Linked DNA regions of Homo sapiens: regions 2 and 3 are each linked to region 1. Evidence: chromatin loops called from intact Hi-C (ENCODE). Cell type or tissue: PC-9. All regions are shown on one strand.

Region 1 (8,000 bases):
AAGGTGATGGAGTAGAAGGGGGAGCGCGCACTGTGGGGAGGGGTGGACAACAGGCCTGGTCCTACCTGTGACTCTGCACTACCCTGTGACTCTGGGCAGGGCCCCCTCGGAGACCCAGGTTCCTCAGCCAACCGGCTGGATCAGGTCATCTCTAAAGGTCCCGCCATGCTCACATTTCTCCCTCTATTGAGGATCCCAGGCACAAAATTTGTTTTTGGTTCAATGCATAATACTCCCTTCCTTTTTCTTTTACTGCAGATATCTTCTAAAGGGGCTCAATAGGGTTCAATATGCCTAAATTGGATCTTCTCAGTCTTGGAAAAGGCATTTTTAGCAGTGATCAAGGGAAACTGATTAGCGAAGTCACTTCTAATCCTTCACGTGTCAGCTGTGTTCTTGTAGGCTTTGCTTAGAACCTAGGTTTTTACTTCCACAGTGACTTAATAAAGGGGAAAGAATTGACTCAGAGCCCAGATGAATTAAGAACTCTATCTTTTTACAGAAAACAGCCAAAACAAACACTAATGAGTTTTTGATTGATGTGGATAAAGGAGAAAACTACTGTTTCAGTGTTCAAGCAGTGATTCCCTCCCGAACAGTTAACCGGAAGAGTACAGACAGCCCGGTAGAGTGTATGGGCCAGGAGAAAGGGGAATTCAGAGGTGAGTGGCTCTGCCAGCCATTTGCCTGGGGGTATGGGTGCTGTGGGTGACTTCTGGAGGAGTAGCTCCACCCTCAGGGCTGGGATATACTTCCTTGGTTAAATATTCAGGAAAACAAACTGCCTGGAGGTTTTTTGTTGTTATTTGTTTGTTTTGGTTTTGATTTTGCTTTGGTACAAAAAAGATTTTGGACATTTAGAAATGTTTCTGTGTTGATTGTGCCCTTGTATTAGCAGGTGTTTTCTTGAGCACCTGTCATGTGCTAAGCCCTCTGCTGAGCACTGGATACACAAACTGTGTTTAGGATTTAGCAACAAGTCACAGATTTCCCTGGGCATTTTTTCATGCTTAAATTCTAATTCTGGGGGTGGCTTCTGGACCAGCTGCAGCAGGACACAGTAGACATTCGTGAGTACCCACTGTGGGCTGTTGCCACAGAGGCTGTAGAGTCTAACCCATCAAGGGAAGGGATTGAGTATATCAAATATACCCACATGCATGCATGTGTGTATATGGCGGACACGTGTGTGTACATGCATGTGCATATGTTGGGAGCTCAGGCCCATTGTGCGAGGAACAGTCCCTAACCGGAAGTGCTGTGGGCCTTCAGACTCTTGCAGGAAGCTGCAAGCCTGTGTGTCTCGATCCATGCCTTACAGGGAAAGTATTCTGAGTACTTCCAGTGAAGAAAAGAGTCAGGGGATATAAACGATGGCTTACGCTGGGTGTGGTGGCTCACGCCTGTAGTCCCTGCACTTTGGGAGGCCCAGACAGGCAAATCACTTGAGGTCAGGAGTTTGGGACCAGCCTGGCCAACATGGTAAAAGCCCATCTCTACTCAAAATACAAAAAGTAGCTGGGTGTGGTTGCACGTGTCTGTAGTCCCAGCTACTCAGGAGGTTGAGGCAGGAGAATTGCTTGAACCTGGGAGGCGGAGGCTGAAGTGAGCTGAGATTGGACCACTGTACTCCAGCCTGGGTGACAGAGCGAGATTCCATCTCAAAAAAAAAAAAAAAAGAAACAACGAAAAAAGAAATGATGGCTTAGCTCCATGTGAAGATGATATTTGAACATTTTAAAACACTTTAAATAAACTGTTCTCTCCTGTTTATTGCCACTGACAGGAGAGGTTTCTCTTTACCTCTGGTCCTGCACCCCTCTGAGCCATCCTACCCACAGCCTTCAGTCATTGTCCTAAAGCCTAGCTCTAATTCCACTGCCTCTCCTTTTGTGCACACACACTTCTCTGCTTCCCTGGCCGTTCTCTATCTTGGAGAGGCATTTCAAACGCCACTTCCACCAGAAGGCCTTGCTACTGCACCAACTAGTTACTATCTCTTCTTCACCCAAATCCTGGTAGCACTTTGGATCTCCCACTTTGCACTTAGGGTTCACCTTCCGTTATAATCATTGCCATCAATCTCAGCATCGTTTTTAGGCACTTCTTTCCAGCCATTGTTCTTACCTCCAACTACATATCTTTTCTGGACTGTGCATTATTCAGTTTATTAAATGCCCATTAAATGTGTTTAGCCATTGTCAATTACTCTGAAACGTTCAGGTTTTGACAAATTCTTTCCTAATGTAAGTGTGGTGGAAAGAGTGAAAGAAAGTCAAATTGCACAAAAATAGGATGGTGTAATTTGGGGTTATGCCGTCAATTTTGTCCACTGATAAATGGGATTTGAGCTCTCCAAGTTGACTAGATGCCCTTTATTTTTCAGAAATATTCTACATCATTGGAGCTGTGGTATTTGTGGTCATCATCCTTGTCATCATCCTGGCTATATCTCTACACAAGTGTAGAAAGGCAGGAGTGGGGCAGAGCTGGAAGGAGAACTCCCCACTGAATGTTTCATAAAGGAAGCACTGTTGGAGCTACTGCAAATGCTATATTGCACTGTGACCGAGAACTTTTAAGAGGATAGAATACATGGAAACGCAAATGAGTATTTCGGAGCATGAAGACCCTGGAGTTCAAAAAACTCTTGATATGACCTGTTATTACCATTAGCATTCTGGTTTTGACATCAGCATTAGTCACTTTGAAATGTAACGAATGGTACTACAACCAATTCCAAGTTTTAATTTTTAACACCATGGCACCTTTTGCACATAACATGCTTTAGATTATATATTCCGCACTCAAGGAGTAACCAGGTCGTCCAAGCAAAAACAAATGGGAAAATGTCTTAAAAAATCCTGGGTGGACTTTTGAAAAGCTTTTTTTTTTTTTTTTTTTTTTTTGAGACGGAGTCTTGCTCTGTTGCCCAGGCTGGAGTGCAGTAGCACGATCTCGGCTCACTGCACCCTCCGTCTCTCGGGTTCAAGCAATTGTCTGCCTCAGCCTCCCGAGTAGCTGGGATTACAGGTGCGCACTACCACGCCAAGCTAATTTTTGTATTTTTTAGTAGAGATGGGGTTTCACCATCTTGGCCAGGCTGGTCTTGAATTCCTGACCTCAGGTGATCCACCCACCTTGGCCTCCCAAAGTGCTAGTATTATGGGCGTGAACCACCATGCCCAGCCGAAAAGCTTTTGAGGGGCTGACTTCAATCCATGTAGGAAAGTAAAATGGAAGGAAATTGGGTGCATTTCTAGGACTTTTCTAACATATGTCTATAATATAGTGTTTAGGTTCTTTTTTTTTTCAGGAATACATTTGGAAATTCAAAACAATTGGCAAACTTTGTATTAATGTGTTAAGTGCAGGAGACATTGGTATTCTGGGCACCTTCCTAATATGCTTTACAATCTGCACTTTAACTGACTTAAGTGGCATTAAACATTTGAGAGCTAACTATATTTTTATAAGACTACTATACAAACTACAGAGTTTATGATTTAAGGTACTTAAAGCTTCTATGGTTGACATTGTATATATAATTTTTTAAAAAGGTTTTCTATATGGGGATTTTCTATTTATGTAGGTAATATTGTTCTATTTGTATATATTGAGATAATTTATTTAATATACTTTAAATAAAGGTGACTGGGAATTGTTACTGTTGTACTTATTCTATCTTCCATTTATTATTTATGTACAATTTGGTGTTTGTATTAGCTCTACTACAGTAAATGACTGTAAAATTGTCAGTGGCTTACAACAACGTATCTTTTTCGCTTATAATACATTTTGGTGACTGTAGGCTGACTGCACTTCTTCTCAATGTTTTCTCATTCTAGGATGCAAACCAATGGAGAAGCCCCTAATTAGATCAGGGCAGAGGGAAAAACAAAAAACTGGTAGAAACCGGCAACCACAGCTTCAAGCTTTAAGCCCATCTCCTACACTTCTGCTCTGTAGGTGCCCATTGTCACTTCTGTTCACATGCTACTGTCCCAAGCAAGTGACCAAGCCTGACAATACTTTGTCTACTGGAGTCACTGCAAGGCACATGACGGGGCAGGGATGTCGTCTTACAGGGAAGAGAAAAGATAATGCTCTCTACTGCAGACTTGGAGAGATTTCTTCCCATTGGCAGTAGTTTGACTAATTGGAGATGAGAAAAAAAGAAACATTCTTGGGATGATTGTATTGAAACAAAATTAGGTAAAAGGACAATATAGGATAGGGAGAGATATAAGTGGAATGAGATCTCTAGAGTCCATTAAAAGCAAGCTAGATTGAGAGCTCTTGGAGGGCAGGGACTGGGCCTAGCTCATGGTTTACAGCTCTTGAGGGTGACTGCACAGTGGACTCAGTCAGTCATGGCTGAGTTGAGTTGGCTTTATTATCTCTAGAATGTAGTTCTCCATTCAAATGCAAAACAGCCTTATTCTCTCAACTGTAGTAAAAGAGGATTCTAACTAGAGATGAAAAAGGTTCTTGGCACCTACTGGGCCACAAGACTGCTTTTGCTTCCCACTGTGGAAGGGGGCACTGTTATCTAGGAAAAACATCCAGATGGCACACCTACTCAGAAGTGGTTCCACAAAGAAATTGAGCAAGCATTCAGATGAGCAGCCTCAGCTCACTATCTAGCTGTTAATAAATTTTAAGTCCGTTTTGTTCCTTTGCACCAAAGAAATTGAACAATGTCAATAAAATTCCAAACATGAACTGTTTTATGTAACACCACATCCTAAGGAAGAATGCCTGAAACAAACCTTTGATGTCCTCATAAAAATGATAGCCATTTTGGAGAAATTATGGAAAACAGACCAGTGGTTGGTTTATTTGGTTGGTTTTGTTTATTATTACTTTTTTTTGGCCATCAACACAGAGGCTAGAGAGGTTGAATCTTGCACTGTTGTAGTGTTTTGTTATACAGAGAAAAGGGATGTATTTGCAGCAGAGTCAACAAAAAAGAAACTGGCATGGGGGCACATCCTCAAGGTGCTTCAACCTTTATCTCAAATTCCTGCTCACATGGGGCTACCTGGGACAAAGAGCTTAGTGCATTACATGAGGAGGCAGAACAAGCTACAGCAGAAGGTGCCTAACCAGATATTTCCCTGCCAGGATTAATTATAGCATTATGTAATTTCTTGGCCTCATTATCTAAGGAATTTGAATTATTCCACTAAGGAAAATACTGGCAGATAGAAAACAGGTCTGGGTACTAATGAGGAATCTGGCTGATCACAAGGAAGGGATTCATTATGGACTGGAATGAGGCTGAACTGCAATAATCAGAAAGCTTCCACACAGCAAATGTTAACCACTCCCTACTTTGCCACATCCCTCTGAATTGCTGAGACCTAACAGCCGATACTAAAAATCAGCACTGTGATTGACACTGGGGCAGAAACCATACCAAAGACTGTTGGCTGCAATCCAGAAACTGTTGCCCTCCAGTGGACCAAATTATACTTCATTACTTGACCAGTAATGTACCCCATAGAGCTAATTGTTAGTTAACCAAACTATCATGCATTCTTTGTTTTGTTTTGTGAGACAGTCTGGCTTTGTCTCCAGGCTGGAGTGCAGTGGTGAGATCTCGGCTCACTGCAACCTCTGCCTCCCAGGTTCAAGCGATTCTCGTGCCTCAGCCTTCTGAGTAGCTGGGATTACAGGTGTGAGCCACCATCCCTGGCTAATTTTTGTATTTTTAGTAGAGATAGGGTTTTGCCATGTTGGCAAACTCCTGACTTCAAGTGATCCACCCACCTCGGCCTCCCAAAGTGCTGAGATTATAGGCGTGAGCCACCATGCCCAGCCCTTTCATGCGTTCTAAAGATATTTTTCCAATCTTAAATTATTAACTGAATTTGGCTTACATATAAGAAACTAATACTCATGAAATCCAAAGACATTTTAGCTTAATTTCAGCTGATGGCTTATAATCTAAGGAACTGCCCCTTAAACAATTATCTCTATTCATCAAATGGTGAATAAACTCGTTCCCAAATGCTCTTTTTACCTGTTCTAGGACATGTGTACTTAATTGTGTGATTTTCCTCCAATAGTTGCTTGGAAGGTTTATTACTGTTATGACATCCTCCGACTTTCGTTCAGATACTTAGAATGAATGCTTATGCTCTCCTTTCCCATAGCCCTTGCTTTTCGACTGTGATCTAGGTGATTCCAGCTTTGCCAGTCAGCACATTCCTTCTTCATGGCTGCAAAAATTGGTTTAGAGGTAGGCATGTGACCTAACCAAGACTAAGAGGAGTGTATATCAAGGCTTTTTTCTGGGAATGGCAGGATGCTCTTTCTTGATGAACATAGTGAAGAGACGTAGCCACAAGAGCTGCTGGCAGCAGTCTTGAGACCACAAAGGGAGCCAGCTTTACATGGAGCTGACATATTGGAGAGCAGTGCAGAGCAATTGTAAAAAGTGAAGTCTTTGCTTTTCATTCCTTTGGCAAGACCTTTGAATTTCACATTTGTTTCACATGTGTTTGTAACCACTCTTTGAGACATGTTATAGATGACTGCTTAAAAAAAAAGAAAAAAGAAGTGAAGTCTTTGGTGACAGCACCAAGCTGCTAGATCAAGCCTTGCTCAAAGTCCCAACCCATGGACTTTTCACTGGACATTATCTGACTAATTGTTTAAGCGAGCTGAGTCAGGTTTTCTGTTCCTTGCAGTCAAAAGCACCCTATCATGTTGTATAAGCGCTGACCATCAAATATAAACACAAAGAGAAGGTCCCTAGAATGTGAACTTATAGTGTAAAATAACATTTCATTTTCATGCCTTTTCAATTACTTAATGACACTGCCCCCTAAAATTATCCCCTCATTCCAGCCGTATAAATCTCTCCCGTATTATTTGATCATTCCTAGCAGAAGATAAACATCCTGTATTATTTTCTACCTTATAAAAAACAAGTTTCCTTTGATCCCTGGAATCCCTCATCTGGATTTTCTCCTTAACTTCCTATTCCCTCTTGGACACCATCTTCTTTCCAACTTCTAAATATTGGATTAACTTAGTGCTTGAACTAAGATAATTAGTTCTCATTAGTTCTCCCATTCTCTATCAATAATCACTCTCTAGGTAATATATTCAAGTCCATGGCTCTATCATGCCAGATGCCCATAATATCTAGATGCTGATGACTCCCAAATACGTGTCACAGCCTCCAACCTCTTTTCTGAACTCCAGAGCTGCACTGTTGATCCAAATACTTACACAAACTCTCTCCTTGGATAGCTAACAGGCATCTTAATCTCAACACATGCAAAGAGAATCTTTAATTTCTCCCAAACCCAAAACCTGTTTTTCCCCTAGTCTTTCCCATTTTAAGAAACAGCCACCATTGGCTCAGGCCAAAACTTCTTGGTGTTATCATTGACTTATCTTTCTTCTCCCATGCCACATTCAATCCATCAGCAAAGCCTGCTATCTCTACCTTTAAAATACACCCCAATTCCAAAGGTCACCTCCTCTGCTCTCCCTCTACTTCAAGCCATTCTCCTGTCTCACTGGAAGACTGCAATAGCCTCCTGGCTAGCCTCCTGTTCCCACAGTTACTCCCCTACAGTCTATTTTCCTCGCAACACCTAAGTAACCCTTTTACAAGTAATAAATTATGTTTTAATGGGTATTGTTGTCAACTCTATGCTCATAGGGTTCTATGAGCAATTTTATAATGTGTCAATTTGGCTAATCCGGAACTATGTTTCCCAGAGTTATGGTCCCTGTATGGTTCTAGATTATAGTTAACTGAAAGAGATATTTTCACAAGATTTGGACAGGAGAAGTGAAGTGGCAGCCATTTGGTCATCATGGTTAGAGGTGGCGAGAGACAAATGCAGGGATGCTCCCAGATTCTAGCTTGCCCTGGCTCTCCCTGACTCTGTGACTCTATTTCTAACTCAATTCTCATTCTGCTGACCATTAGGGACCCCAGGCCCCACACTGGATCTAGAGCAATCTTCCACCAG
Region 2 (8,000 bases), 200 kb before region 1:
CATCACTCTGTGCCACATACCCTCCAGCTATTCTGAACTTCTATTCTTCCCCCAAAATAGCATCCTCTTTCAAGTAACTATGGCATCACCTATTATATGCTTCTTTCTGAAGTGCCTGTACTCCATTCTTCATCAGGAAAGCTTCTGCTTTTCTTTTTTGATCCAGATCAAATGACACCTCCTCTTGGAAGCCTTCTTAGGCTGATCCATGCTTATCCCATATCAGGGTTAGTTATGCTGTCCCAGTGGCCCCATGGTCCCCGGCTACTATGTCTGCTATAATGCACCAAATTGTGTTAATGGTTGATGTGATCACGTGATTTTGCCCCAACTCCAGGTGAATTCCTTGGAAGATGAGGGCCAAGTCTTATTCTTCTCAGTCTCTTCTGCATCTAGCAGAAGAATAATGGTTGCACAGAAAATCTTGGTTCAGTGGTTGAGTGAATGAATGGATGAACAGGCTCTTGCACACAAAGAAGAGACATGATGTATTTGCATCCTTCCCTGCTTCAGCCAGGTAAGATCTACTAGCTCAAACTTATCACAGCCCTGTTTCTGAGCTGGTCCCACGAATAGAGTTTTTGTTTTTCACCAGCAAGCAGGCTGTTTCCAAGCTGGGATGATAATTGTTGATGTGGCACTTTAAACATCACAAAGAACAACTGAAAATATGTTTCTAGGGGTTAATGACTAAGAAGAAAATAATGAAGCTATGCCTATTCTGAAAAATGTCTAAGTGATGGCAATGCTGATTTCTGTGTGGGTGTTCACTTCTCCCTCTCCCCTATCTCTCTAAAGAGAATCTTTGATTACAGAGCCCCTGATTTCTGTCCTCTTCCAAAGAGAAAAGATTCCTTATTGCTGGGAAAGAAGCTAAGTCAAGCTATCTAATAAAATCCTAAGAGAGGAGGAGAATAGGGCTGGAGGAAAAAGGCAGTCATGGAAGCAAGGGGTAGAGGAATTTTCTTCAGGGATATGAGAAGTCTCATTGGAGGAACTATGAACAGAGAAGAAACTGGGAATTTAGGCTGGGCACGGTGGCTCATGCATGTAATGCCAGCACTTTGGGACGATGAGGCAGGAGGATTGCTTGAGCCCAGGAGTTCAAGACCAGCCTGGGCAACAAAGTGAGATCCCTGTCTCTACAACAAAATAATTAGCTGAGTATGGTCGTGCACACTTGTGGTCCCAAGTACATGGGAGGCTGAGGCAGGAGGATTGCTTGAGCCAGGAGGTCGAGGCTGCAGTGAACTATAATCATACTACTGCACTCTAGCCTGGGTGACAGAGTGAGATCCTGTTGAAAGAAAAGAAAGAAAGAAAGAGAGAAAGAAAGAAAGAAAGAAAGAAAGAAAGAAAGAAAGAAAGAAAGAAAGAAAGAAAGAAAGAAAGAAAGAAAGAAAGAAAGAAGGAAGGAAGGAAGGAAGGAAGGAAGGAAGGAAGGGAAAGAAAGAAAGAAAGAAAGAAAGAAAGAAAGAAAGAAAGAAAGAAAGAAAGAAAGAAAGAAAGAAAGAAATTGGGAATTTAGTAAATGTTAAAGAGTTCCTATCTATGTTTATTCTCTGTTATGACTTACATGAGGATGAATAAAGAATGCATTTCCTTTTAAATTATATTTTGGATATTGTCCTGTGCTTCTTAAATACAACACTGTCCCAGTGCCAACACACAGGAATCTAGGCTTTGTAAAATTTACACCTATAAATGGGTGGGAAGGGCCTGCACGAATGCAAAAGTATGCCTTTCACCCAGGGCTCTGGTAGCTCCACATCTGTCTCTGCCAAAGAGAATGGAGCCAAGGCAAGTAGAGGTAGTAGAGGTCTATAACTGGTCAGTTCTGGATACAGGCGGCAGACAGCCTGGACAGAGAAACACTGGATCTTGGGAGTGGGTGGGGGAGGGCTACCAAAACAAGGCACTGTCCTCACTATTTTCTGGGACTTTTAGGCCAGGGGTGTCCAGGAACTCATGGTGGTGGGTTGGAGGAAAGGGAAACTCATTTTGGAACCAGTTTGCAGCTTGATGCTGGTACCCTGGGGCAGCCTCAGGTGGTGCAGGCGTCCACCCAGACCATTGGCACACCAGGAGCTGCAAGCCACTGGGCTATGGAGATCAATACAGGCAGGTGGTGGCTCTGAGGCAGTCACAGTTTCTAATATCCCACATAGAGTTTACTCAAAAAGAAACCTCTGTAGCTGGGTGTGGTGGCACATGCCTGAAATCCCAGCTACTCAGGAGGCTGAGGCACAAGAATCGCTTGAATCTGGGAGGTGGAGATTGCAGTGAGCTGAGATCATGCCACTGCACTTCAGCCTGGGTGACGGGGGGTTGGCCGGGCGTGGTGGCTCATGCCTGTAATCCCAGCACTTTGGGAGGCCGAGGTGGGTGGATCACGAGGTCAGGAGATCAAGACCATCCTGGCTAACATGGTGAAACCCCGTCTCTACTAAAAATACAAAAAATTAGCTGGGCGTGGTGGTGGGCGCCTGTAGTCCCAGCTACTCGGGAGGCTGAGGCAGGAGAATGGCATGAACCCGGGAGGCAGAGCTCTGTCTCAAAAAAAAAAAAAAAAAAAGCTTCTACAATACACTCATAAACCCCCCAAAAGGCTGCAGATCTTAAGATGAGAAGAGGGAAGACCCCTGGGGCAAGGCCAATGAGAGACAGCAACATAGATGGGTTAACTGTGGAGAGAGGGGCTCTTGATCGTGGCAGGGCTTGTGGGTCCAGGCTTGCTACTGAAAAGTTGAACTTGAGGGAGGTAATAGCAAAGGTAAAGCAAGGTGACTTGACAAAGGAAGGCATCATTTTAGATGGGAAGTAGTGGGATGTACTGGATGGCAAAAGCCAGAAGACTGGGGGTTGAAGCCTTGCCCATTGCTGACATTTTAAATAATATTGGGCTCTCCATTTTCCCATCTGAAAAACAAGATCTCCAATATCTTAAAATGTTCGGCACATTGTGTGCCTTCATTCATTTATTCATTCTACAAAAGGGTTGAGCACCTTCAATGTGCCAGACACTAGGCTAAGCGCTGGGGTCATGAGGTGAGTGGGTAGATGTGGCCCCTGCCCTCATGGAGCTTACATTCTACCGAAGGAATCAAAATGTTGGCAAGACACTTGCTGCCTTCCCCCTTCCTTCCCTATCTCTTTCTTGTGGAATGGGCATCAGCCCTTGCATTTAGAAATTGCCAGCAGAAACAAGGAAAGACTCAGAAGACCGCTATCTTAGGATAGATAGGAAAGTGAAACTGATCTCCTGGCCATCCTGTCTAGCATAAGGGCTTTGTGGAGAAGCTGGAGAGCTTCCAGAACAAAGCCAGGAAATGATTATAGCCTCCTTCCAGGCCTTTCCAAGAAAATTATAAATCTTTTTCCAGGCTTCCACAAGAAGCAAAGATAATCAAACCAGCATTTTAACCACTCTTCTGACATGGGTAGGATGTCTGACAGGCCATGGCTAGAAGCTGAATAGATGATTAGAAAGGGGATCACAGGACAAAAATGAAAAGTACTGTGATGATCAATTGTAAAGGTAAAAATACTATAGTGGTGATTTAATCAAGGTTATATATACCAATTCTTTTTCTGCTCTATGGAGAACTGTTTAAGATACAACATATTTCTGTTGTAGCGCTTATTTCTGTTGTTTAAGTTAGACATGGAAAAGAACTTTTTCTAAGAATGCTGAGATGCCAACAAAGTGGAAGGTCATAGAGTAAAATCAGCTTTCTTATATTTGAGGGAATACACTTGCAGATAAAATAACTAGATAGTTGGCCGGGCACAGTGGCTTACACCTGTAATCCCAGCACTTTGGGAGGTGGAGGCAGGTGGATCACCTGAGGTCAGGAGTTCGAGACCAGCCTGACCAACATGGTGAAACCCCATCTCTATTAAAAATACAAAAATTAGCCAGGTGTGGTGGTGGGCACCAGTAATTCCAGCTATTCAGGAGGCTGAGGCAGGAGAATCGCTTGAACCCGGGAGGTGGAGGTTGCGGTGAGCCAAGATCACGCCATTGCACTCTAGCCTGGGTGACAAGAGTGAAACTCCGTCTCAAAAAAAAAAAAAAACAAGAAGAAGAAGTAACCAGATAGCCACATAAATGCTTGTTATCTGATTCTTTCCTTCAAGGCTAAAACCAAAGAAACACTGCCCAGTATCAATGATTATTGTCTTTGATATGTAAGCAAAACTGGACACCTGTAGGCTGATGGAGGTTTTGTCCCACTTGAAGACTCTCTGTGTATGTGATTCCCTGCTTGGGCCTCCAGTCCATCTGCTGCCCTCTCCATCGGGCTCACTGTCCAAGTGGCTGGCCTGCAGGGTCTGCCATGGGCTCCCTGGGTTGTGCCACTGGGAAGCACTGGCAGGCGATCCTCTGGAGAGCTGGAGGAAAGTGAGGCAGGATATCTATCCACCTCCTCCACTGATGGCTTGCTGGGTTCATTTAAGGAGGGCTGCAGCTCCTGTTGATAGACCTTTCCTGTAGCTGCAGTTCTTACTGCATTCAGGTAAATGTTCCTTTCCCTTGCACATTCAGGCTGATTGGTGGTCATGGACTGTTGCCAACCCTGGGGTTCCCTTAAACTTGCCTAGACTTTTGTAAATACTCTTTTAATAAACTACCCTTAGTCACCCCTTTGAGTGTACGTGCCATCTGTCTGCAGCTGGAATTCTGACTCATACTCTCCGAATCGGACTCGAGGAATTTCTAAAATTTCATTCAACATTTATTTTAACAAAAAGGCTTTGAGAAACTACTTTATACAAGCAATAGATACTTAAACACTTAGTAATAACACCTAAACATTTTTGAGTGATTGTGATATGTAATCATTACTGGACTAAACAATTTAGATGGTTTAATCATTGCAGCAGCTTTGCAGTGAATATGTTTTTAAACCTCTTTTCCTATACGGAAACAAATATTCATTACAGTTAAGTACCTTGCCTGAGGCCATGACACCAGTAAGTAGAGGAAACAGGATTCATATTATATTTTAAACATATTTTCTTGATGGTCTTTTATATACAATGGTAATTATAATAGAGTGTTCAGAAAAATAATGAAAAATAGGAGGAGGAAAGAACTCTACTACATGCCAAGCACTGGATAAAAAAAATCTAGGCTCTGCTTTCTGAAGTTAAAGTCTAGTAGGGCGGCAAACATACACAGATCACTGATGGCCAAGTTTATCCAGTGAACGAGGGGTGGCAGAAGAGCATGGTGGTGGCAGGGCAGGGTGGTGGTCATTACATGCAGTGATATGCTGGCAAATGTTTCACAATGGGCCCACCCGTTCCACCCTGTGTTAGAGTGCTTGCAGTTTCTGTAGTATAGATGCTTCCAGCTTGGCTGACTTCAGGCTATATGGCATCACTGAATGGGGAGCTGGGAAGAGATTTACTTGATTGTGCTCCAGCACACCTCTAAATTGATGTGCAAGGGCGGAGAATCATGAACAACCTGGTGTGTGGATAAGATCTGCTGCAGCCCAGGAAACAAGCAGGTGAGGGACCATGGGCGGGGGTGGGGATGAGGCTGGAGAGGAGCTAGAGAATACCAAGGGCAAGGCTGTGGTTGATTGGCTGGAGCTGCACTGTCCCGTGTGTAGCCACACATTGCTCCTCAGTGACTGAAATGTGACTGGTCCAAAGTGCAATGTGCTGTGAGGGTAAAGTAGACACCAGAGATTGAAGACTTACTATGAAAAAAGGAATGCAAACTATATCATTAATGCTTTTTAATATTCCTTATGTTAATAAAATTTATAGATGTCATTGGTTTGGACTGAGCAGGAGCACTAGGCCCAGCAGACCAAACCAAAGTGGAGTTATGCGTGCTGAAGTTCCACCCTATCAAGCCAAAAGTAAATTGTTTATCTGACCTTCTGAGAAATCAAGAGAGAGACAGATAATAGCCTAATCCCCAAAAGAGTCAGTTTTAGCCAGCATGATGAGGAAAGTGCCCTCTGCTTTTACCTTTACAAGGAAAGCAGCTTTGAAACAACCACTCTGATTTTTCATTCTGTTTCTGCTTTCTTCAGCCCTTTTCTGTCTATAAAATCTGCTCAGCCCATTGGAACACTTATTCTGTTTTATAAAATAAGATGTTGCCTCATTCTAGAATCACAAATAAAATCCAACTAAGATCATTAAACTAAATTTGTTGTTATTTTGTCTTTTGACAATTACATGTTAAGATAATATTTTGGATATATTGGGTTAATCATGTATGTTATTACAATTACCTTATTTTGTTTTACTTTTTTAATGTGACTACTAGAAAATTTTAAATTATGTATGTGGCTTGCATTGTATTTCTTTTGAACATCTCTGGGCCAGAGAATTTGGACTTCTTTAGCAGGCAGCAGAGAGTCTCAGAAGAGTTTTAAATGGATGTGGTCTGCTTCCAGTAAAGATCATCCTGGTTCCTTGTGGAGTTTGCTGAACCAGGCCAGAGGAGGGAAACTGTTGAGAGTCCAGGCCAGAGGGATGTGGGACTGAATTAAAGGCAGTGGAGTTGGGGATGAAGAAGGAGAAAGCAGAATGGAAGGTGGACAGAGACGGATCGAGGATGGTGCCCAGGTTTCTGGCTTGGGCCACTGTCTAGCTGGGAGTGGTAATAACAGGGATTAAAGTACAGGAGGGATGAATATTTCTAGGGGAAAGGTAATGAGTTCAGTTTCTGATATGATGAGTCTGAGGTGTGAGGGGAACATGCAGGTGTCCAACAGGCAGCCGAGCCCAGGAGGCTAGAAGCCTATGGGTTCCATCTTGAAAACGTATTTCAAATAAACCACTTCCTACCATTTCTATGGCTACTACCCAAGCTCCAGCCACCATAATCTCTTATCTGAAGAATTGCCATAGCAGTTGTTCAGATTGCTGGTCTCCATGCTGATGCATTTGCCATGTCTCTCAGTGTGGCAGCCTGAGGAATCTTGTCAAAAGCCACATCAGCACGTCATGCCTCCCCTTGTAATCTTCCGATGAATCACATCACACTCAGGGTTCATGCCACTCTGTACAGAGACCTAAGGCCCTATGCAACCTGGCTCCTCCTACTCTTTGAGTTCCCATTACTGAGGGAGACTCAGTGCCTCTGCTCCAAAGGCATTGGTCTCCTCACAATTCCTAGAACTTGTCAGGAACTCTCCTACCGCAGAGCCTTGGCACCTGGTACCCTAGCTCCAAAGCCCTTTGCTTAGATTAAGTTGACTCCCTCACCCCCTTCAGGGCTTTACCCAACGATCCCCTCTTTGTGAAGCCTCCCTGTTCATTCATCTAAAATGACACCCCTTACTCTTTCCTTCCCTTCTTTATCTTTTTATTAGCTCTCACCACTATTCATCATACATGTTACTTATCATGTTTAATGTTTGTCTCTCTCACTAGAATGTTAGCTCTATACATCAAAGATTTTGTCTGTTTTATTTTCCGTTGCAACTCCTGTGTCTAATAGTAGGTACTGGATTAATATTTGTTAAATGAACAGATGAATGACAGCATATCAGTGGGTAAGCACATAGATCCTAGAAACAGACCTGCTATTGACATACATCCCAGCTCTGCCACTCATCATTGTGACTGTGGGCCGATTATTTAACATCTCCGAGTCTTCATTTTCTCATCTATGAGATGGAGAGATTAATAGTAACTTCCACAAAAGATTATTGTGAAGACTCATTTATTCAGTACATGTGGAACCCCTAACAAGTGCCATGAGGTGTGCTTAACCGGGATTAAATAAGATATTGTAGACTTTGATGCTGGGTCTGCTACATTGTAAGCCCTCAGTAAATGCTTACATTCACTCAGTAAATGCTTACGAAGTTCACGTGTTGAAAACGTAATTCCCAGTGCAACAGTGTTGGGAGGTGGGGCCTTTGAGAGGTGATTAATGAATGAATTAATGTTGTTAATGGATAGATTAATGGGTCCTCATAAATGATTAATCACATCATCAATAACAAATCTCATGCATTTGT
Region 3 (8,000 bases), 70 kb before region 1:
TAACAAGGCATAAGCTGGTTGTTCTGTGGTTAAACCTGAGTTTACACAATAAGGATGTGGCTACTACCACAGGGTTGTGCAAAACAGGGGAATCTTACGACGTCTCGGCTTTGGGCAGGGTCCCAGTTTATGTGACAAACCCCAATCCAACGGCTCCCTATACCACTGGGCCAGCTGGCCAACCTGACTGGTCCCTCCAGTCCTCCCTCTGCGTACCAGCAGGACCTCATAAATTCAGGTTGGGGTTAGAATTAGGATTAGCGGTCACCCTCTTGTAGCTCAGACCCACTCGGTGCTGAAGCAGCTCCACGGGCTGCTTTCCAGAAGTGTCGAGGCTCTTAAAGGGCTAGTAATACTCAAATAATAACATGCGCCTAGCCAGAGACATTTAACCCCTGAAAAGTGTCAAGGATAATGGAAATGATAAACCCATGTCACTTCTGAGAGATATTTTGGGGGCTCATTTCTTTCTTTGTGTCCTGATGAAAGGAAAGGCAATTTGCATATTCTGCTGAACCCTGATTCTCAACCACCACAGTGTTCTGGACACTAAGTTGCATAATAGGAAATTTAGGGGAGACGCTTTCCCCTTAGAGCCTTCCTGCTGCATCTGCCACAGTTATCCCTTCAATAAACAGCCCCTCTCCATGTTATTTAAAACTCAGAAGTGCTCTCAACAACTCACTCCTGATCAATTATATGCCTAAGGTGAAGTTGGGCATGAGCAGGTATTTTGTAGTGAAATGAACTACCATTTGTATAACACATTGTATTTATGATACAGCTTCATTCTCAGCCCTGGGCTGGGTATTATTATGACCATTTTTGTTAGCGGGCAAACCCAGGTATAGAGGGGCTGATAACTTGTCCAAGATCATACAAGGAGAAGAGAAAGAAATGGAACTTGAATTCTGATCTTTGGACTTCACATTACAAGCAAGCAAGGCTAATCAAAGCAAGCCTAAACAAACCCAACTGTCACTCGGATGGAGATCCTCTAATGCCAACACCAGACAGAAATACCACATTCTTGCCCAGGAAAATATACTGGGGGTACTTATGGCTAACAGAATTATAGGATGATGACAAATGGGTCCGCTGAAGACAGGGGTAAACACCCAACAAGTTTTGGTAGCCTCAGAGGGCAGTGCATCAGAATGATCTGATAACTGGCTTTCATACAAATGCTCTTAAATCAGCAGGGCAAATGGGATCTGATACTGCATTCTTGTTTCACAAGGCAGTGGGTTAGCTGGAGATTTGGGAAACTCTTACATCAAAAAATGATTAACACAAACATTAAGACCCTCAAGAGATATGATTTAAATACTGGAATATTTTATTTCTCTGAAATGCCTCATCCCCTGATGATCCCTGACAAATCAGATGCTACTATATAGATCTGCTGATCTCTCAGATCTAAGTTTCAGCACAATGTTCAAAGTTGCAGCTTTAAACAATGACAAAAAAATTACAGTTAAACTTCTCACAACCCTATATTGTTTCAGTCTAGGAAATGAAAATAAAGTCTGCTTTTACCCAGTGAGCCTCTAAAATTCCCAAATCCTTGGTAACAGATGAAGTAACTGACATAACTTGCTGCTTTCATGTGCATAAAACATCATTTTATTTTTTTCAGTCTCCCATGCACCAGGTTTTCAGTGAGTACCAAAAAACTAAACATATTTTCCAGAGTAAAATGTAGCATATTCCCAATTCTTAAGGCTCCTCGGAGGATTAAATGCTATTTAATGGACAGGAGAACTTGTTCTGATAAGTTTCTCAGACACTGCAACAGTGTAGGTGGAAGTGGCAGAGAACATGAGGGATGCAGTTGTCCACCACCCCGGGTCACCCTCTCAATCTCCTCCTTTCCTCCAGGAGAGGAGGCTGGCTTTCCAGGTGCCCTGGGCTTGGGCAGAGGAAGCTCTTGTCCCTCCCTGCTCAGTGCCCTGCTCAGCTACCATTCAGGTGAGGCTGCCCTGCTCCTGGGGAGTCAGGCTAAGTCTAACCCACAGAGAGAGAAGCTGTATCTGGACAAGTCTCTAGAGCCTCCTCCCCAGTGACCTTGGCTAGTGACAACCTATTCAGATGGGAACAGAACTATGCTCATTCCACACTTTGAGCTTTTCCCATGGAAATTTGTCATCATCTAACTATAGAATGTCTGTAAATGGAAAACTGAAAATGCCGATAATAAGCCCTCTCTATTGTGACTTGTGTTGGTGTTTGGCCCTCTTAGAGAATGTCTGCTGCTTTATATTAAAAAAAATATGTATATATATATATATATATATATGACAGAAAGGGAAGCCTATTATGTTACCCCCTTTCAAAATTTTTTGATGACTTTCTCCTTTCTACATAATAAAGCCTGGGGTTCTTATTCTAGCATGTACAGCCTGCTGCGAGCTACTTCAAACTACTTTCCCAGTTTTTTCTCTCATCTCATTCCACCCCATCTCCATGCCCATGTCCATTCTAAAAACATGCACATACACACTACACACACACACCACACAGCCTCCATAAACTCCAATGGTTCTACGTTAATTACTTTTTCTCAGGCCCTTTCTGCTCTTCTTTTCTTTCTTTGGGGTGCCCTTTGACCATTTCCCCAAGTTACTCTAATCACTATTCCAACTGCTCCTCCAAGCCAAGCTCAAATGCCTTCTGTTTCCTGAATGTTCCCCCAACCCCCTAGGCTGATTGCCCACCTCACTTTACCTTTTCCGGGGCCTTGCCGTAGAGTTATCTGTGTACACATCTATGATCCTGAAAGTAGGACCCTGTCCACTCAAGTCTGTATTGCCTCGGGCCTATCTGGGGTCTTGCATAAAGTAGATGCTCACTAAATATTAGCTGAACCACAAATCCACCACTCTCAAAGAGAAACTGAGGTCAGGGACCTGGAAAGAAATAAAAATGGCTCTACTTTTTACTCCTCCTGATGATTTCAACACTGACTTTGAAATTTTTCCTCTCCGCTCCGGCTTGCAGGCTGCAACAGGCTTCAGTACCAGTGACCACTGGCTAAAGCCAGGTGGCAGTGAAGATTCAGGCAGTTAGCTGAGTCCTCCAGGCTCCTGGCAAAGTAACTGGAATTGCAGGAGAGCCAGCCGGGAACCCTACAGCCACCTCCCAAATTTGAGGGTGGACATTATGCTAAGCTCCCACCCTTCCGGCCCCCCACCCTGTCCTTACTACTTGCCTCTGGGGTATGCAGTGTCTTCTGCAGACAGGGCACAACTGAGAAACTCTGGGCACGCTATTTCACACCAAAAGCAGAAATTGCTGGTTGTTTGGTCCCAAAGCCATTCTTTACTTCCTTCGTATCAGAAGCCCGGATTTTTAGTGGGGTAAATGACCTCCCACAATAAACACTACATTTCCCAACCTCCCTTGCAACTAGGTCTAGCCATGTGACTAAGTTTTAGCTGATGAGTTATAAGTGAAAGCAATGTATTCGACTTTCAGGAGGTGTTCTTGAAAAAAGCGAGTGCACTCTTTTTTTGTTCCTTCTTCTTGCCTGCTGGCTGGAACATGGAGGGGATTGCGGGAATCAGACCATAAAGTAGAAGCTAAAGGCCGGGCACGGTGGCTCACACTTGTAATCCCAGCACTTTGGGAGGCTGAGGCTGGCAGATCATGAGGTCAGGAGATCAAGACCATCCTAACCAACATGGTGAAATCTCGTCTCTACTAAAAATACAAAAAAATTAACTAGGCATGGTGGTGTGCGCCTGTAGTACTAGCTACTCGGAAGGCTGAGGCAGGAGAATCACTTGAACCTGACAGGCGGAGGTTGTGGTGAGCCGAGATCGTGCCACTGCACGTGCCACGTGCCACTGCAGCCTGGCGACAGAGCACGACCCTGTCTCAAAAAAAGAAAAAAAAAAGGTAGACGCTAAGGCTGAGAGCAACAAGACAAAAAGGGCTCATGTCCTTCCACTACATAAAATTGTATAAGCTCTGAATTGTCTATTGACAAACTTCTTTCATATGAAAGGGAAATATAGTTCTATCCTATTTTAGTCATTATTACTTTAGGTTTTTCTGCCATAGGCATCCAAACCTAAACCAAAAAGAAACATTCCTGAGCTCTGATTTCTTTCTATGAAATTTCCAATGTCATGGAGTTACTCCAAACGTTAAATGAAAAATCTCTTTACAAAGACTCCTAAAATTATAGCTTGACACACAGGTGTGGTGGCTCAATTCCAGCACTTTGGGAGGCCAAAGCGGGTGAATCGCTTGAGCCTAGGAGTTTGAAACCAGCCTGGACAACATGGAAAAACTCTACAAAAAATACAATAATTAGCCAGGCATGGTGGCACACACCTGTGGTTCCAGCTTCTCAGGATGCTGAGGTGGGAGGATCACCTGAGCCTGGGAATTTGAGGCTGCAGTGAGCCAAGACTGCCACTGTACTCCAGCCTGGGTGACACAGTGAGATCTTATCTCAATAAAAAATAAAAGTAAAAATAAATAAATAAATAAAAGACTCGTAAAGTTACAGCTGGACACCTGGGATGTGATTAGTAAATACCTTTTTTCTAACTCTTTTCTTTTCCAGCTCAGGTTTGAGAGATTTTGCTGTGACTTTTCCCAGGGGGCTTTATCATGCGTGTTCTCTCCAAAATTCTCTCCTGGTTCACTATAAGACACAGCATCTGGTGGAGCTGAAATAGCAACAGCTGTTACTCATGGAGAGCTTGCCACACGCTGGACCATACAGTCACTTTACACGGAAGATCTTACCTCATTACTATGACTGTGCAATGTGAGGTGAGCAATACCCTCATTTTGCTGAGGCAGAACCTGAGATTCCAGGGAGTGAAGTACTTTCCCAAGATTACACAGCTCATCAGCAGCAGTGCTGGGATTCAAATCTAGGTCTGGCCAGCCCTGGAATCCATGCCTTTGACCACATTGCTGCCTCTGCTGAAGGGCAGAAGACTTGGGAAAGCAGGAAGATTTCCCTGCTGCTAACCCTGCTTCCACCTCTGCAATCACCCAAACTGACATCAGGACCCTCTTCCAGCCCCTTTCTCCACAGAGGGCAGAGGTGTGTTCATGAATCTGCCCTCCTCAGGCCCTTAAATTTTGTAAGAATTGTTGCAGAAAAATGCTTTCATTCATGGCTGAGTCTGAGACTCTGTCCTCTTTCTAGTGATTTTGATGCCACTGCATAAACATACCTGTGAGATGTGTGGTTTTTGTTTTAAATAATTTGAAATTATTGGAATGTAACAATCAGCATTTGGAAAGTTTTATGTAACGGGATATTAAATTGAAGCTTTCATGAGGCACAAAACACAGTATGTTTGTAATCCCAGACTAAGAAGTCAAATCTCCATGTTTGCTTCAAAGGAAAATTCAGAAAACCTGCTCCATAACTGTTAAATCTTCTCACCACTTAGAGAATAAAAAAGGGCCAAGAGGGCCTGGTGTGGTGGCTCACATCTGTAATCCCAGCAATTTGGGTGGCCAGGGGGGTGGATCACTTGAGGTCAGGAGTTTGAGACCAGCCTGGCCAACATGGCAAAGTCCTATCTCTACTAAAAACACAAAAATTAGCTGGGCATGGTCACACGTGCCAGTAATCCCAGCTACTCGGAAGGCTGAGGCACAAGAATTACCTGAACTCAGGAGGCAGAGGTTGCAGTGAGCTGAGATCAAACCACAGCACTCCAGCCTGCATGATGAAGTGAGACTCTGTCTCAAAAAAACGAAACAAAACAAAAAAAAAACAGTGCCAAGAGGGTGGCAAGGAGAGAGGATTCTATGAGGAGGATTTATGTGGAGAATGCTGTGCTATGGGCCCATCCCCTCTATTCCCTGAGGCAAGGAAGATTGCCTGCTTCCTTGGCCCCCAAAGAGCTTCATATATGACCCCTATAATTGGGGAGAAAGGCCTGACTCCCACCTAGGATCCCACAGGCTGAGAGCTGGACCGACCTGCTGCTTTGGAAGCCGGGTCAGCAGATTGCTGTCTTGGCAGGGCCGGCCAGCACCCCTGGTTTGTTGGGGCAAGGGCTGTGCAGTATTGTAACGATGGACTATAAGGAAAGACACCCTGGCTTGGGTCAACATGGATGTTGTCCTGAGGGCCTCCTGCAGGGGCTGAGAGATCCCCATAGCAAGAAGTTGGAGGTAAATTCTTGGGACTGAAGAAGGAATGCCAGCAACCCTTCAAAACAGAGATGCCCTGACTTGGGTCCGACAGCACTGCCGAAGGCACTACCTGGTGGGGAACCTGAGAATTGCTCATGAAAGTGCCCCAAGAGATGGAGGACAAGAGGCACTAAAAGGTGAGGCCAGCTAATGACAATCCCCACTGAAGTGAGACTTTTCCCCTCTTCCCTCCCCATGGGCCAGCCCCACTTGGGAGAAGCCAATCAGACCACCACCCAGTCCTCCACAGCCAGCAAACAGCCCTCTGCAGGCCCTCTGCAGGCCCTCTGCAGGGTTTGACATCTTATCGGGATCCAAGTATTGATTGCTCTCTTACAGTGGACTTTCTAATTGCTGAATTAAGTCAGTATTTGCTGCTTAAAAACACCCTGGAATTGTCCCTTACCTAAGAGTAAGCAAAACATCTTGGAACCTGCTTAGAGTTCTCGTCCAACATCAGGGAGAGATCACCAATAGTAAACACAACATTAAGGAACATGAAGGCACGGTGGAAGACTGCAAATAAAGACATGTGTTGATGACTTTAGGACTTGCTTGTGCAACATGCTGGCAACTCTTGTTTATATGTAGATTCTTGCACAAACACAGCTGCATGGCAGTAAATCAGGAGGGTCTCCGGTGTCACATCAGAGGGAGCCACTTGATGACAGGAGGAATGTGCCTGTCTGAGTCAGGAGAGGACGTATATCCTCTGCAAAGGGAGAGGCCCCTCTTTTGTCCATTTTTCCTTTGGGCCAAGTTTGTTCCAAGCCACAAGGAGGTCTGGCAAGGAGCCTCTGTGGCCGCTGGAGGCTACACCCAGGCTCCTTCAGAAGCAGACCTGGGGCGGGGCACAGTGGCTCACACCTGTAATCCCAGCACTTTGGGAGGCAGAGGTGGGTGGATCACTTGAGATCAGTAGTTTGAGACCAGCCTGGCCAACATGGTCAAACCCCATCTCTACCCAAAATATAAAAAATTAGCCAGGCATGGTGGCACTCACCTGTAATCCCAGCTACTTGGAGGCAGGAGAATCGCTTGAACCCGGAAGGCAGAGGTTGCAGGGCAGCACTGCACTCCAGCCTGGGCAACACAGTGAAACTCTGTCTCAAAAAAAAAAAAAAAAAAAAAGAAGCAGACCTGGACCAATAATCCTGAAGTCACTGACATAATAGTCCTGAGAGCATTTGAGGTTATGACCCGGGAACTTCAAAGTGTTCACCGAGGTCCCTCCTGTAGCACTTACCAGAGTTTCCTCCCTTGGAGGACTGTGTATTCCTTCTTTCTCTGTCGGGGATAAATCCATCGTTTCCTTGGAGAGAGGAACCCTATGCCTCTGAATTGCATTCAGGGAAGGGTCATAAAAGGAATCACTGTTCTTCCCAAATGCCTTGGCTTGTAGCTGTCTCATTGCCTCTGTTCTACATGAAACGCTTCCATCTGGGCTGCCACTATGACTGCCACCACCAGGTAGCCCCTGGGGCTCATTTGGACAGGGCATCTGGACAGGTGCGAGCAACATGTTTATCTCACCTGAAACAGAGTATCTTCTAAATGTTAGGTTAAAATAAAACAGAAATAAACTGGGAGAAAACAATCTACCCACGGAAGGAGGTGCAGAGCACAGGGCTGCTATTTGGGAATGACCAGCCTCTGGCCATACATTGACTGCACTGCAGACACAGCTCCTGGACCTGGCTCCTCACTGTATTTCAATAATCCTGAAGGACCACACCCCAAGCCTAGTTTTTAGTCCAGCAGGACAGAGTTTGGGAAAGGAGGAAGGAGTCCATGCCCCTCCCAGTTTAGATAATAGAGTTGCT

What was found. Hi-C counts contacts between places; a loop is a spot of excess contacts. Peaks named below come from ENCODE experiments on the same cell type or tissue, not always from the same donor. Only the 100,000 strongest peaks of a DNase experiment are listed, where the experiment ranks them.
Region 2: it touches region 1 in a loop (4-fold over the local background); 3 of 110 quality-filtered maps call a loop at or near these places.
Region 3: a loop joins it to region 1, with 5 times the contacts of the local background. A loop is called at or near these places in 41 of 110 quality-filtered maps.

The regions. Positions count from the first base shown.
Region 1 is chr1:94,524,983-94,532,982 of GRCh38, reverse strand. It overlaps F3 (coagulation factor III, tissue factor), which reads left to right. Exons shown (of 6, transcript NM_001993.5): 5 at 503-662; 6 at 2,387-3,810. The coding sequence ends at 2,523. Among named protein-coding and RNA genes, the nearest start is that of F3, 13 kb to the left of the region's middle. In PC-9, CTCF peaks have their summits at 717, 4,548 and 5,542; DNase peaks (open chromatin) are centred at 672, 4,212, 4,632 and 5,232; H3K27ac peaks cover 6,398 bases.
Region 2 is chr1:94,724,775-94,732,774 of GRCh38, reverse strand. It overlaps SLC44A3-AS1 (SLC44A3 antisense RNA 1), which reads left to right. Exons shown (of 6, transcript NR_160780.1): 2 at 338-517. Among named protein-coding and RNA genes, the nearest start is that of MIR378G, 17 kb to the left of the region's middle. RefSeq lists an enhancer at 3,834-4,334. In PC-9, no CTCF peak of the experiment used is centred here; DNase peaks (open chromatin) are centred at 4,174 and 4,754; H3K4me3 peaks cover 638 bases; H3K27ac peaks cover 3,656 bases.
Region 3 is chr1:94,594,686-94,602,685 of GRCh38, reverse strand. All of the region lies in intron 1 of LOC105378861 (a long non-coding RNA gene), which reads right to left. Among named protein-coding and RNA genes, the nearest start is that of MIR12133, 55 kb to the right of the region's middle. In PC-9, CTCF peaks have their summits at 2,805, 3,022 and 7,951; DNase peaks (open chromatin) are centred at 65, 3,020, 4,425 and 4,775; H3K4me3 peaks cover 473 bases; H3K27ac peaks cover 1,310 bases.